Linked DNA regions of Homo sapiens: region 2 is linked to region 1. Evidence: chromatin contacts called from ENCODE Hi-C data. All regions are on one chromosome and are shown on one strand. The core of a region is the stretch at or near the end of the contact, and the rest is flanking DNA. Distances in the headings are between cores, read along the strand shown.

Region 1 (6,671 bases), core at 1,247-3,746:
TTTAGAAATTCTGGACAGAATTTTTGGAAGTGGAGACATGGACTATATATGCATTTTTAACAAGCTCTCAGAGTGATTTTCATGTACACTGAAATTTAAGAATCTCTTTCCTTTCCCTTACTACCTGCATCCAGATATTGTCATATCCTGTCCATTTCCCTAACTTTTTTCCCATTAATCCAATCCTACAGGCCTCTATAGCCCTAGGACTATATACTAACCTGCTTGGTGCCCAGCACTTTCTACCTTCACTTAAAATGGCTATATTACTGCCAGGATAAACTTTTTAAGTACAGATCTCTCCTGATATAGCAACCAACTAACTAAACAACAACAACAAAAACAAAATCAGATTTTTCAGAGATACTCAATTCTCAACAAAAGTGATCTTAAGCAGGCAACATACCTGGAAGTTACTGTGCTCTTTTTAGAATACCATATTGTTTGTAAAACATCATTATATAATGACATCTTGAAATCTGTCATGGGAATGAACAAAAATTTTCCTAGGAGAAGATACTGTGTTTTGTTTGTGCAATAGAAAGTTACAATTTTGAGCACAAATATCTATGTGAAATACAATCTTTCAAACTAAGTAAAATTAGTTGTTTATGAATTTTTCTCTTAATTTTAATATACTTGTTCATTTACTTGTTATCAATTGGCTTGCAAACAAGTTGTACCAAGCACAGGATATAAAAAAAAAATACATAAATAAGGGGAAAAAATCTCAGAATGAGAAATTTGTATCAGGTTACTGCCACATTATTATATTCTCCTAATTAATACCATGATTTGATTCTAGCTTCTTAATCAACTATTGCTAGAATAATGTGGCATAATCAATAACCATAGAAATATCAGTGGCATACAGCAAATAAGCATTTATTTTTCACTTCTTTGGTCAAGCTGGGGTTGACTAACTTAAGCTAACCTTGGCTGCATTTGGTGCCAGGCTATAGGTTTAGTCATAGTTTACGCCAGATATCCCACAGTCTACTAGGATCAGAGGACTAGCTGGGTCATATTCTTTTCAAGGTTAGGGCCAGAACTTTCTGTGCAGAGAGGGCAGGCAAGTGAAAGGGGGAAAGGAATAATGAGAGAGGTAGGTGTGTGTATGCATGTGTGTGTGTTTCTGGCTCTCTCTCTGTATATATCTACCTGTATCTGTCTCTCTTTTAGCAATGAAAACAATAACTTACTCAAAAGACCCACGTATACCCTTGACAGGCATCTCATTGGTGAGAGGTACATCATGCGGCCACTTCTAGTTATCTGCACAAATTGAAGTTCCATATTACTGAAGTCAAACAGGCAAGGAAGACATTATTGAAGACTACTGCTGTTGGGAAAGGGGATAAAACTCTTCTAATCTCAACTCCTCTAAAAGAAAAAAAGGAGTGGAGAGTTATTAAGAGCTATTTTGGGAAGATCACCGGCCACCTGAGTTTGCTGATTGACTTTACCCAAAGGAAAAGTAAATTTTCTCCTCCATGACAGGAGGTGGTTTTACAACTTGAAGCGAGAAGCCTACAACAGTTAGGTTCCTTTCCTCTCACACAAAATAAGAGATGGCCCACTACCTTCCTTGCTGATTATATTTCAAAGGCATGATGGCTTTCCATACCCTTGAGATAGTTTTCAATTATATAACTGGCCAGAAGCTTTAAAAAATATTTACATCTGAAAAGGGAAGAGAAATAACTTACAATGGTAAAGTTTTCTAAAGTAATTTTTTTTAATATACTTTAAGTTCTAGGGTATATGTGCACAACGTGCAGGTTTGTTACATATGTATACATGTGCCATGTTGCTGTGCTGCACCCATTAACTCGTCATTTACATTAGGTATATCCCCTAATGCTATCCCTCCCCCCTACCCCACGACAGGCCCCGGTGTGTGATGTTCCCCATCCCGTGTCCAAGTGTTCTCATTGTTCAATTCCCACCTATGAGTGAGAACATGCAGTGTTTGGTTTTCTGTCCTTCTAATAGTTTGCTCAGAATGATGGTTTCCAGCTTCATCCATGTGCCTACAAAGGACATGAACTCATTACAAGCAAATGCTCTTTAGAAAGGGAGGTCAGGGACCCATAGGCAGGAAAAAAAGCCTGCTTAAAGCTTGTAATGAAGCTAAGGAAAACTAAGCCCTTCTGGCTTACAGATTAAATGTGTTATTGCAGTTTGACACCAATGAATTCAGATTATGAGTTTCCAATCTCTCAGGGTTCCTGCATGAGAGAGTTGCTGTACATTTTACACAATCTCTTTTTGTCTACTTACTTTCTTAATACGCATCCTTGACCGCTCCTCACTAACAGTGAAAAGAACAATGCTTCCAAAACGGTCACGTCCTCGCTTTTTACACAAGTGCGCGTGCGCACTGGGCGCTAGGCCTCTGACGTCACCAAGTGCATCCGCCCCTACAAGTTAGCAACCGAAGGCGTCCTTAGCAGCAGTGGCCGCTGAGATGTACGAACTTCCGGTTCTCCGGGCAGCTGCCACTGCTGTAGCTTCTGCCACCTGCCACGACCGGGCCTCTCCCTGGCGTTTGGTCACCTCTGCTTCATTCTCCACCGCGCCTATGGTCCCTCTTGGAGCCAGCGTGGCGGGCCTGGCGGCTCCCGGGTGGTGAGAGAGCGGTCCGGGAACGATGAAGGCCTCGCAGTGCTGCTGCTGTCTCAGCCACCTCTTGGCTTCCGTCCTCCTCCTGCTGTTGCTGCCTGAACTAAGCGGGCCCCTGGCAGTCCTGCTGCAGGCAGCCGAGGCCGCGCCAGGTCTTGGGCCTCCTGACCCTAGACCACGGACATTACCGCCGCTGCCACCGGGCCCTACCCCTGCCCAGCAGCCGGGCCGTGGTCTGGCTGAAGCTGCGGGGCCGCGGGGCTCCGAGGGAGGCAATGGCAGCAACCCTGTGGCCGGGCTTGAGACGGACGATCACGGAGGGAAGGCCGGGGAAGGCTCGGTGGGTGGCGGCCTTGCTGTGAGCCCCAACCCTGGCGACAAGCCCATGACCCAGCGGGCCCTGACCGTGTTGATGGTGGTGAGCGGCGCGGTGCTGGTGTACTTCGTGGTCAGGACGGTCAGGTGAGGCAAAGCCTCGGTGGGGCACCCCCGTGGGCCTGAGATACGCAGGCCGGTGATCTCCAGCAAGGCTGACTTCTGTGACCCTTTCCCCCTTCCCCAGCATCAGGGACTCCTGCTTAAGAATATGATATTGACTTTCTTAAAGGCCTGTTACCTTTGGAGCAATTTAAACCTATAACTAATTGCTGCCTTTTGTTTATAAATGAGTGCCCTACCTCCAAATCTCTTCATCTGACCTACAACCCACGTCAGCCTCAAAGGGCACCCTTTCTCTGAAGTGAGGATAATCTTTATTCCCTAGAATTTTGACTACTCTGTCTTGTAATACTTCTACCTTTCTAGTCTAAATTTTTGTATACCTAACTGGTCAAAATTTTGCCAATCAGAATGCAAACTCTTTAAAGACAGGATATCTATTTAGTAGGTTTGTGAGTCTTACAAATTATTTGTACAATGCTGCCACTTAATAGGAAATCAATATATATTTGAGTGGATTAATAGTAATATAGAGGTGCCTTATGGATATTTTATTTTTATAAAATTCAGGAGAAGAAAAGTTCTTCCTTACTATCAGTGTTTCCTAGTATTGCCCTTTAATCTGCCACCTAAGTGGCAGAGAATCACCTTCCTGAAGAGTTGACATACAGAGCCAAGACCTCACCATTAGGAGAAGCCAGCAAAGAGATAAGGTGAGGGAAAGCTGTCTAGCAGTTTATTTCATTATAAAATAAGTGTAGAGGGTAGGTTTGCAGCTTATGTTTGTTTATTGTTTTCAAAATTCACGTTTTTCCCATAAATACCCTCTGTATTGTAATTTAACATATTTCTTTAAACTGATTATTTAAAGCAAAAGTTTCCTTTTAAACAAGTCGTTATTATCATGAATGGAAAACCAACATCACTTGGCTAGTTAAAAAATAGTGTAAGCCAGTGGTTCTTGACATGTGGGCCAGGGAACCACACAGGTGGGAGTTTCACTTAGACCTCTTCAGGGCATCTACAGTATTAAAACTATTTTCAAAATAATACATTCTGTTACAGGCTTATAGGGTACAAGTAGTTCATTGATATTGTTTCAGATTCCACATTGCAACTAATCTTTAAGAAACTGCTTGTCAAGTTTTGGTGTAGTAGTATCATAAAGGAATAACCACTCATATATAAAAAGGCTATTAAAATGTTTCTTTCCATTCCAAGTTTATATCTGTGCGAAGATGGAATTACTTTGTATGCTTCAACCAAACAACACATTGCAAAGGATTTAATGCAGAAGTAAATATAAAAATCTATCCATTTCCTATTTTTTGTTTCTATTTTTTATCTACTCCTATCACCTTAAGCCAGATATTAAAGGGAATTGGAAATAAGAATCTAAATGTCATTCTTTTTACGTTTTTTTCTTTTTTGAAAATATAGTTGTTTTTCATAAAAGTTATGTTAACTTGTAATGTGTTTACTATTATTTTAAATCAGTTGATAAGTATAGGTTTTCTCAAGTTTAATTAATATGGTAAAGTTGATATGTGTAATTCACATAAATATAAGTTATTTTGGGTTCCTGAACAATTTTAAGAATGTAAAGAAATCCAAAACAGCAGGCGTAAGCAATATTTGAGAACCACAGCTGTAAGAAATATTATTTGAGCTAGATATTGTTGGTTCACAAAGGCTAGCAAATCTGCACTCACACTCTAAGTGTTAAAAGCATATTACCACCAAACTGAGACTTTCTTCTTAATATAAAGAAAGATTAAAAGAATATTGAAACAAATTATTTTCCTCACTATATAACTGTTATTTACTGCTGTCTGTACATAGTTCCTATAAAAATGCATGGCCCCTTGAATGTTGTATCTCTTATACATAAAAATGATAAGTATAATGATAATTTGGGGGGAATATTCCTTCCTTGTTTTTTTCCTTTTGCTTCCACCTTTTTAATTATTTTAAATACACATATTTATTACCATTGATTTTCTGTCATTAATGTTGTAAAACTTGGACAGATACAGTCCTTCCAATATGATCCTATTGGATGACTTGGTAACATGATGTGTGTTAACAGCCAAATTCTGAACTATGGCTAATAAAAAGTGCATTCTTTAACCAGCATCTAACATATTCATGCAGTCCAAGTCCTACATTTAGTTGGCTGCCTGGCATCCAAAGCTTGAATGATGCTAACAATGTCTGGGCAGTGTTCCGAACTCATACTTTTTGCTTCCAGATTATGGTTTTCTTCATTATCTTGGTGAATGCTCATTTTGGCTCCCATTTTCAAACTATGTGTGACAGTGCACTGAAATTAGTTATTTGTGCCAAGGGAGAAGAATGGGCCAAAATCATTATTTTCTTAACTGATTTGAGGTGATGCAGAAAATATTTTACTTGTAAAATTTTATTACATTGAACTACATGAGACTTTCAAATAGTTTTGTTTTTATCTAATTCATTTATAATGAATATGTAGGTAATAATAACTTCCTTTTTGAGTCTGGAAACATTCCAAAGAACAGTCAGGTTCTCACTGTAGAAATACAAAACATATATATATATATGTAAGTGTATATATATATATGCAAGGAACACGGTAGGGACAAAGTAGATTGCCTAAAATGAACACTTAATCTCTATGAAAAGAGACTTTTCTGTCTTATTCTCCCCTATATCCTCAGTGCTAAACATCATGTGCAATATATGATGGGCACTGAATAAGCAGTTGCCTAATGGATGAGCACTCTTCATGTATTATATTGCTGAACAGGTAGGTGGTAAGGATTTGGAAATTTAAGGATAATTGCTGTTTACTGACGGAACAAAGAACTGCGAAGATCTCAATTAATACTTTTATTTCCTTCCTCTCAGTAGGACATTCTCTCCACAGTAAAATGTATAAGGCCAGGGAGCGGGGGTGGGGGGAAATCACTGTAGATGGTTGTTGGTTTTAGCACGTATGGTAATTATATAAAGCAATTTTTGTCATAGCTGAATAATGATTCTTGCCTTAAAAGCAGGGAATTATTTCCTTTTTCATGCCATGTCGTTGGTTTTTCGTTTTTTATTCAATTTGGTATATTGGAAGGAAATCGATGCTTAAAAGTTTAACCCTCTACTTTTTTTAAAAAAAATCTCTATGCTCTTTAGCAAGTCTCTTCCAATTTCAAGAAAATATGGTGCTCATGCTCATATAGTGGAGATGAGCATGAAATTTATTATGATAGCCTTTATTTAAGCAGTCAATATTTATTCAACTGACCAGTACTGGGCACTGGGGATACAGTTTTGAGCAAAACAAACATTTCTGCTTCTATAACACTTATATACTAGAGGAGCAGAGGGGCATTAACCAAATAATCACATAGATAAGTACATAAAGGATGCTATGAAAAGGCATTAAAATGCAGATCCTATTAATACATATTATATAGGAAATAAAGAATATTAATTTAATTTGAATGCTTACCCAACCCTATACGCTAAGACACAACGTTAGGTTTTTTCAAAGAACCATACTTTGTAACTGAAAGATTATTTTTGAGCTTTTACTTATCATCCTAATAGCTGATAGTTAATTGATAATTTAT
Region 2 (6,205 bases), core at 937-3,436, 2.2 Mb after region 1:
ACATGCTGCCTTTAAGAACTGTAACACTCACAGAGAGGGTCCGCGGCTTCATTCTTGAAGTCAGTGAGACCAAGAACTCACCAATTCCAGACACACCAGGACCTTGAGGGTGTGAGAGGTTACCGTCAGGTTACATTTAGAAGTGTTGTCCCAACTACTCTCCCACATTTAAGGCAAAAATATAGTCACCACTGAACAAGAAAATCATCTTGGCACAAAAATGTACTGAATTGAAGAAAGAAAACAAAGAGAAACAAAACACCATAGCCTAGAACTCCTGCCCCTCCACATTTTCTTCTCTCTCTCACACCACAAACTTTCTCTCTGTGACACACACACACACACACACACAGAGGAGAGACGTATTTGAGGGAGGGTCTCAAGTGCTTGCTTTCCTTAACAACCCAGACCAGGAGGAAGAGATAAAGTGACTTAGGAGATGCCTAAAGATGAAGAACAGCCCGGGATCCGTAAACAGACTCAGCTCGGTGTCTTCTCGCACCTTCTCAGAATCAAGTTTCCAAAATGAGGGTCATCCGCCTGCCTTGGAATTTGGGTTGGGAAGTGGATGGAGTTCCTGGACACATGCTCTAGGCCCTGACCAGTCTGGCCACTGCTCACTAGGAATTCTGTTGGGAGGGTGTACAACAGATTTTCCAACTGGTCTACAGCGAGCATCGGTAGTTTCCCTATGGAGAAAATGATTTTCTTTCTGGGAATCCCCCTATAGCCTGAAGGCTTTGCCTCATTTCCCATAGCTCCTCTCCGGTGTACCCCTTCGGTTCGCACTTTCCTACCTTCTTCCCAGTCCACTGGCTTCTCCTTCTTTATCTTCCTCAGTGTCCCTTCTCACAACCTCCCTGCTACCACACCAGATTCTGAAGGGGAGGAGTTGTCTGGAAAGACCAGAGCTGGGTGCTGGGGATCTGGAGCAGCTCGGGACCCGCGCTGCAGGGAGCTGGGATGGGAGAGGTGAGGGAGAGGAGGATGGGACTCTGGGAGAAAGAGAGGGGGCTGGGCTGGCGCTGGGGATGGAAGAGGCGAGGTGAACGCACTCAAGCGGTTACCTGCAGACAGGGAGAGACAGTGGCAAATACCTGCCTTCAATTAAACGCATATCAATTTGTGTGTGGGGTCAGTACTGCACATCATCAAGCCTCTTGGGTATAAAACCTTCCTACTGGAACTCTCCAGCCCCGCCCCCACCACCCCACGCGCGGCTCCCTGCTTTCTCTTGCTTTGGGGTGAGGCTGGGGATGTGGGTGGCTCCAGAGTTCCCTGCCCGCAGTTTAGGGGCGAAGTGATCGGTGTGTGCGCGCTGGGCACTCTGCGGGTTAAAAAGGTTTAGCAGAAAGGGATGCAGATGGAGGCGGGAAGCCAGGCTAAGAAAGGGATACCGACCTCCCTCCTCGGGTCGGAGGTGTGAACTGGGAAGCACTGCGCAGACCTGAGCGAGGTGGCCTGAATCCAGGGGCCGGGCAAGGGGGTGGTGTGAATAGAAATAGCACATTTCCCAGGCTTTCAGCCCCGGTACTCTGCCATCCTTCCAGTTCCATGCACTCAGCCAGGTCTCCAGGCTGGAGCAAGGGCTGGGGGTCAATGGGTCCTTCCTTCTCTCGGGAAACGTTCTTCTGGCGCGAAGCTGGGCGGAGGGAGAGTCGGACATTTTCCTCTGCTTCTCTCAGGGCAGCTGGCGTGGCCACCTCGCAAGGCTGCTTCTAGGGACACGAGACTCGGGAGGGTCAGAGACTTTCAGGCCGGGCCTTCACTCCCTTCCCCGGGGCACTTGGGCAAGAGTTCCAGCTCTTGGCTACCTCTGGCCCGCGCGTGAGTTCAGACACCCAGCACACGCGACCCCCGCAGGGAAACCCCGGGAAGCTGCGCGCAATCGCTGGGGACTCGCCAGGGCTCCACTTCCCAAGCTCCGCGCCCCCTGCGCCCAAAGAGGCAGGGCGGAGCAGAGGCCGCCGGCGTGGAGGAGGCGAGCGCGGGGCTGGCCCGGGAGCCGCCCCCGGGGAGGGACTGAGACCTGCCCCAGGAGTCGAGGGCGAGCGGCGGACCCGGCTGGGCCCGGCGCACGCCGAGGAGAGGGAGCCCCCGCCACCGCCGCTGCCTCCGCGTGCTCAGCCTGTCCCCGCCCAGGGAGCCGGAGCCTCCAACTAACTCCGCCCGCCGCTCCGCCGCCCGCAGGCTCCGGCTTCCGTCCCGGACAGAGCCCGTGGTCGCGCAGGTTGGTGTTGTTGCCGCTGCTGCCGCCACTGCGAGGCGGTCAGGGCAAGGGTGAGGGTGGGGGCGCGGAAGGGGGCCTGGGCTCGGGATCCTGCTGCCACCAATTCCTGGTGCCCCAGGAGGTTGTTGCTTTTTCTCCCGGGCTGCCCGGGTCGGGGGTGGGGGGATGGGGCGGGGATCCAGCGATGCGGCCAGGGAGGATTTTGGGGACTGAGCTATTCTCGCATTTCCCAAACCTCTCTCACGACCCTTCATCACCATTATTAAGTCCCTGGCCAGTTTGTGAGGGGTCGTCCTCCCCTCCGGTCCTTCTCACCTCCGCACTTCTCCTTGTGCCCTCTCCCTAGGGGGTACAATTTGTTCATTCGCCTTTTCTGCCCCCAACTTGGAGAACTCTCCGTGACGCCTAGAAAGCCTCCTCGGTTCTCCGCCCGCCCTTCAGTCTAGTTTGGGGAAGTAGAGGCCGCCGCGGAGTAGCAACCTGGGGTGTGGAGTGGGGGCGAGTGCCGGGAAGCAGTGGAAATTCCTTCCCCTCTTTCTTTCCCGTCCTTGCCCAGCTTTGCTCTCTTCCTGCCGTTTTGCCAGCCTCCGAATGTAATACGCGGGCGAAGGGCGATCTCCAAGGCAGAATGGGAAGTATCCACCACTTGGGATACTAGTTAAGTCTAGGTTCAGTCACCTTCCCAGCTCTGTGGCCTTGGGACCCGCCCCATCGGAACCTGTATGTTGTCATCTGCAAAATATGCGTCAGCTCTGCCTGCCGCTGAGGGTAGTTGTGGGGCTCCCTTGGGATGACTTAGGGTATTACGTGATTTTGAGCACGGTCTCTTGTCTCGTGCAGCTGCCTGATGGCAGGTCCTGTGTTCTGATCGTCTGAGTTCAGGTCCTTTGGCTGAGATGTGATTATCTCTCTGGGTGATTTGGTCAGTAGCTTTGCGGGGCTAAAAGGCATGTGTTCCTGGAGCTGGTCATTGGGGTTCAGAGTTGAAATCGTGTCGTCCCCACCAATCCCTGTGTACAAAGCTATGGACCTTACATCCTGTGCCTTTGTGGTCATAGAAATTCAAGTAGAAGGAAGATCTTATTGGACTTTGTTTGCTTCAGATGTTTTACATTCTTTACAATCGCTTTTCTCTTCTAGGTGCAAACTTAAATTTACTGCTAATTCTAATAATCCAGGAAGGATACTTTCATTTTAGTAAAATCAGACATTTAGCTCAAATAACATGTGACATATTGTTTGTAAATTTTCAGTTTATAATCACAGGCACAAAAAAGCATAGTTCATGCCATTCTAGTTACTTTATAAAGCAAGTAAATGGCCTAAAAAATCAGCTTTACAGGAAGTCAGGGCTGCAGTGAACTGTGTTTATACCACTGCACTCCAGCCTCGGTGACAGAGCAAGACCCTGTCTCAAAAATAAATAATCAGCTTTAGAATTGATATTAAATGGTAAGCCCTGTCGTTCCTGCATTCCTGACTTAATAGGCATTTTCATTCCGCGATGCACTCTGCTATATGCTTTAAAGATATAAAGATATAGAGTATGTTCCTTGTCCTGAAGGGCCTTCCAAGGTAACTTAAAGACTATGTAGTTTTATTTCATATTTTTATATGAACAGTCTTCTAATGACTATACATGGCAAGTAGAATGAGGTCAAGAATGCATTATCAAAGGCCCTTTAAGATCATCATTTGGCCGGCTGCGGTGGCTCACGCCTGTAATCCCAGCACTTTGGGAGGCCGAGGCGGGCAAATCACAAGGTCAGAAGTTCCGTACCAGCCTGGCCGACATGGTGAAATCCCATCTCTACTAAAAATACAAAAAATTACTTGGGCATAGTGGCAGGCACCTGTAATCCCAGCTACTTGGGAGACTGAGGCAGGAGAATCGCTTGAACCTGGGAGGTGGAGGTTTCAGTGAGCTGAGATCACTCCACACACTCCAGCCCTGGTGACAGAGTGAGACTCTCTCAAAAAAAGATAAAACTAAATAAATAAATAGATAAAAAATCATTTGGTGAGTTTGCATAATTGGAAGAAATAACAAGTTTGTTAAGACATTGCTTTCTAAAATAAAATGCCATGTGCTCCTACTTCATCAAGGTGCACTTGGAAATAAAATGAATTCTGTGTTTTTAGAATGAAAGCTTAGGAAAACATTCTACACATGTATGATGTGCTAATCAAATGTTAAAAGCTATAGAAATTTTAATTCTAACTTCCTTCAACTGTATGTTGTGGTTCCCACATACAGTTTTTTTCTCAACTCCTTGAGGAAGGAAATTATAATGCCTAGAAAAAATATACAGAGATTTAATGTAAGATTTTTAATAAGCTGGACCTTAAGGCCTGGTGGGTCCTGAAGTGACTCTGGAAATTTGACTTTAAAAGTTACGAGACTTGGTGAGACTGAGTGTGGTGGCTCATGCCTGTAATCCCAACACTTTGAGAGGCTGAGGCGGGAGTATTGCTTGAGTTCAGGAGTTTGAAACCAGCAACATAGTGAGACCTTCTCTCTACAAAAAATATTAAAAGAAAAAAAAAGCCAGGTGTGGTGGTGCACGCCGGTAGTCCCAGCTACTCAAGAGGCTGAGGAGGGAGGATCTCTTGAAACTGGGAGGTTGAGGCTATAGTGAGCTGTGATCATGCCACCACACTCCAACTTGGGCCACAGAGAGAGGCCCTGTCTCAAAAAAAAAAAAAAAAAAGACTTAGAATTTTGTTTTTTTTTTTTTTTTTTTTTTTTTTTTTTTTTTTCTTGGGGCAAAGAATGAGCAAGAATTCCACCTGGAAAAGATTGACCAGGGATCTTGACTTTCTGTCTAGGTTGTATTTTGTGTGACTCAGTGACATCTCTGATTCTTTTCCTCCTCCTAGGAAGAATTTATCTATCTGCTATGTGCAGAATTTATTAGGCTTTACATACTGGGCTTTGAGGCTTTGATTGGACTCTCACATTAAGGCATGGCAGGCTGAGGGGCAGCCTGAGGGACATAATGTTAACTTTACACTTGGCTTTATTGTTCCATACCTTTGTTTTTCTATTTGTGAAATGAGATTAAAGATCCTTCTTACTGCCCTGGAAGCCGTGTCATCTGGTATAATAGCCATAAATGCTTCTTGTGTGTATAAGAACTTTCTTTACCATTTGAATGCGAAAGCTAATTATTAAAACCACATACAAATAGCTCAAAAGATGGGCTGTGAATAAAGCTGCTGTTGGTGTCATGTGCTCTCAGGTATCCTGGCAGAAATTTCAGTCATCATGTATCCCTACAATTTACTGTGTTGTGGAGAATAAGGCCTTCATTTTATCTGGGGTTGAATGTTTACCTCTCCAAAATGGGAATAATGAAATACTAACCTGAAAGGACTGTTGTCAGCATTAAATGAGCTAATCCATGTGTGGTTCTTAGCACATTGCCAGTATACAGCTATTGCTCTATGACTCAAGTAGTTATTTTAGTTTCTCCAGGGTAGGGGGAGGGGGGAAGGAATGGAATTTCAGTGGTCCACATTTTAAAAATGAATACATATATAAAAATATAAATACACTCTTCCCCAATATTTTGAAATAGCCATTCCTCAGCTAACTTTTTTCATTCATTTATGCAACAAGTGTTTATTCAGCCCACACTAAACGTTTGGCTTTTTCCTAGGCACTGACATACAATGGTATACAAGACAGTTATAGTCACTTTCTTATGACTGAAAGGTCTAGAGAGGGATGCAGATCTGTAAACAGAGAATTATAAATTTATAAAGAAAATTTTTAAAAAATTATAATGCCATATGATTCATGCCATGATAAGGGTAGTGAAGAGAACCTCAGAAGATAGGATAGCAGGGTCCTGGGTAGGTGAATGTCACACAGTGCATCATCTCATCCTAATTGGGTTGGTGGTGGTGAAGGAAAACTTCCTAGCAGCATGAATACATGAAGACCTGAAGCATGAGTGGTAGTTAGCAGCT

What was found. A loop is a pair of places that touch in the nucleus more often than their neighbours do. Pooled maps may share reads with other maps.
Region 2: a loop to region 1 is called in a map of naive thymus-derived CD4-positive, alpha-beta T cell, with 17 times the contacts of the local background. The contact joins the promoter of PAM here to the promoter of FAM174A in region 1. A Hi-C loop is called at or near these places in 1 of 168 maps with a recorded cell type or tissue (naive thymus-derived CD4-positive, alpha-beta T cell), 1 of 37 single-sample maps with no recorded cell type and 8 of 50 pooled maps.

Annotation. Positions count from the first base shown.
Region 1 is chr5:100,532,878-100,539,548 of GRCh38, forward strand. It overlaps FAM174A (family with sequence similarity 174 member A), which reads left to right and starts at 2,497. Exons shown (of 3, transcript NM_198507.3): 1 at 2,497-3,087. The coding sequence starts at 2,654. It overlaps FAM174A-DT (FAM174A divergent transcript), which reads right to left and starts at 2,366. Exons shown (of 5, transcript NR_172939.1): 1 at 2,284-2,366; 2 at 1,203-1,275. RefSeq lists an enhancer at 2,456-2,755.
Region 2 is chr5:102,753,119-102,759,323 of GRCh38, forward strand. It overlaps PAM (peptidylglycine alpha-amidating monooxygenase), which reads left to right and starts at 2,187. Exons shown (of 26, transcript NM_001177306.2): 1 at 2,187-2,230. RefSeq lists enhancers at 1,216-1,741, 2,749-3,249, 2,821-2,910 and a silencer at 1,881-2,430.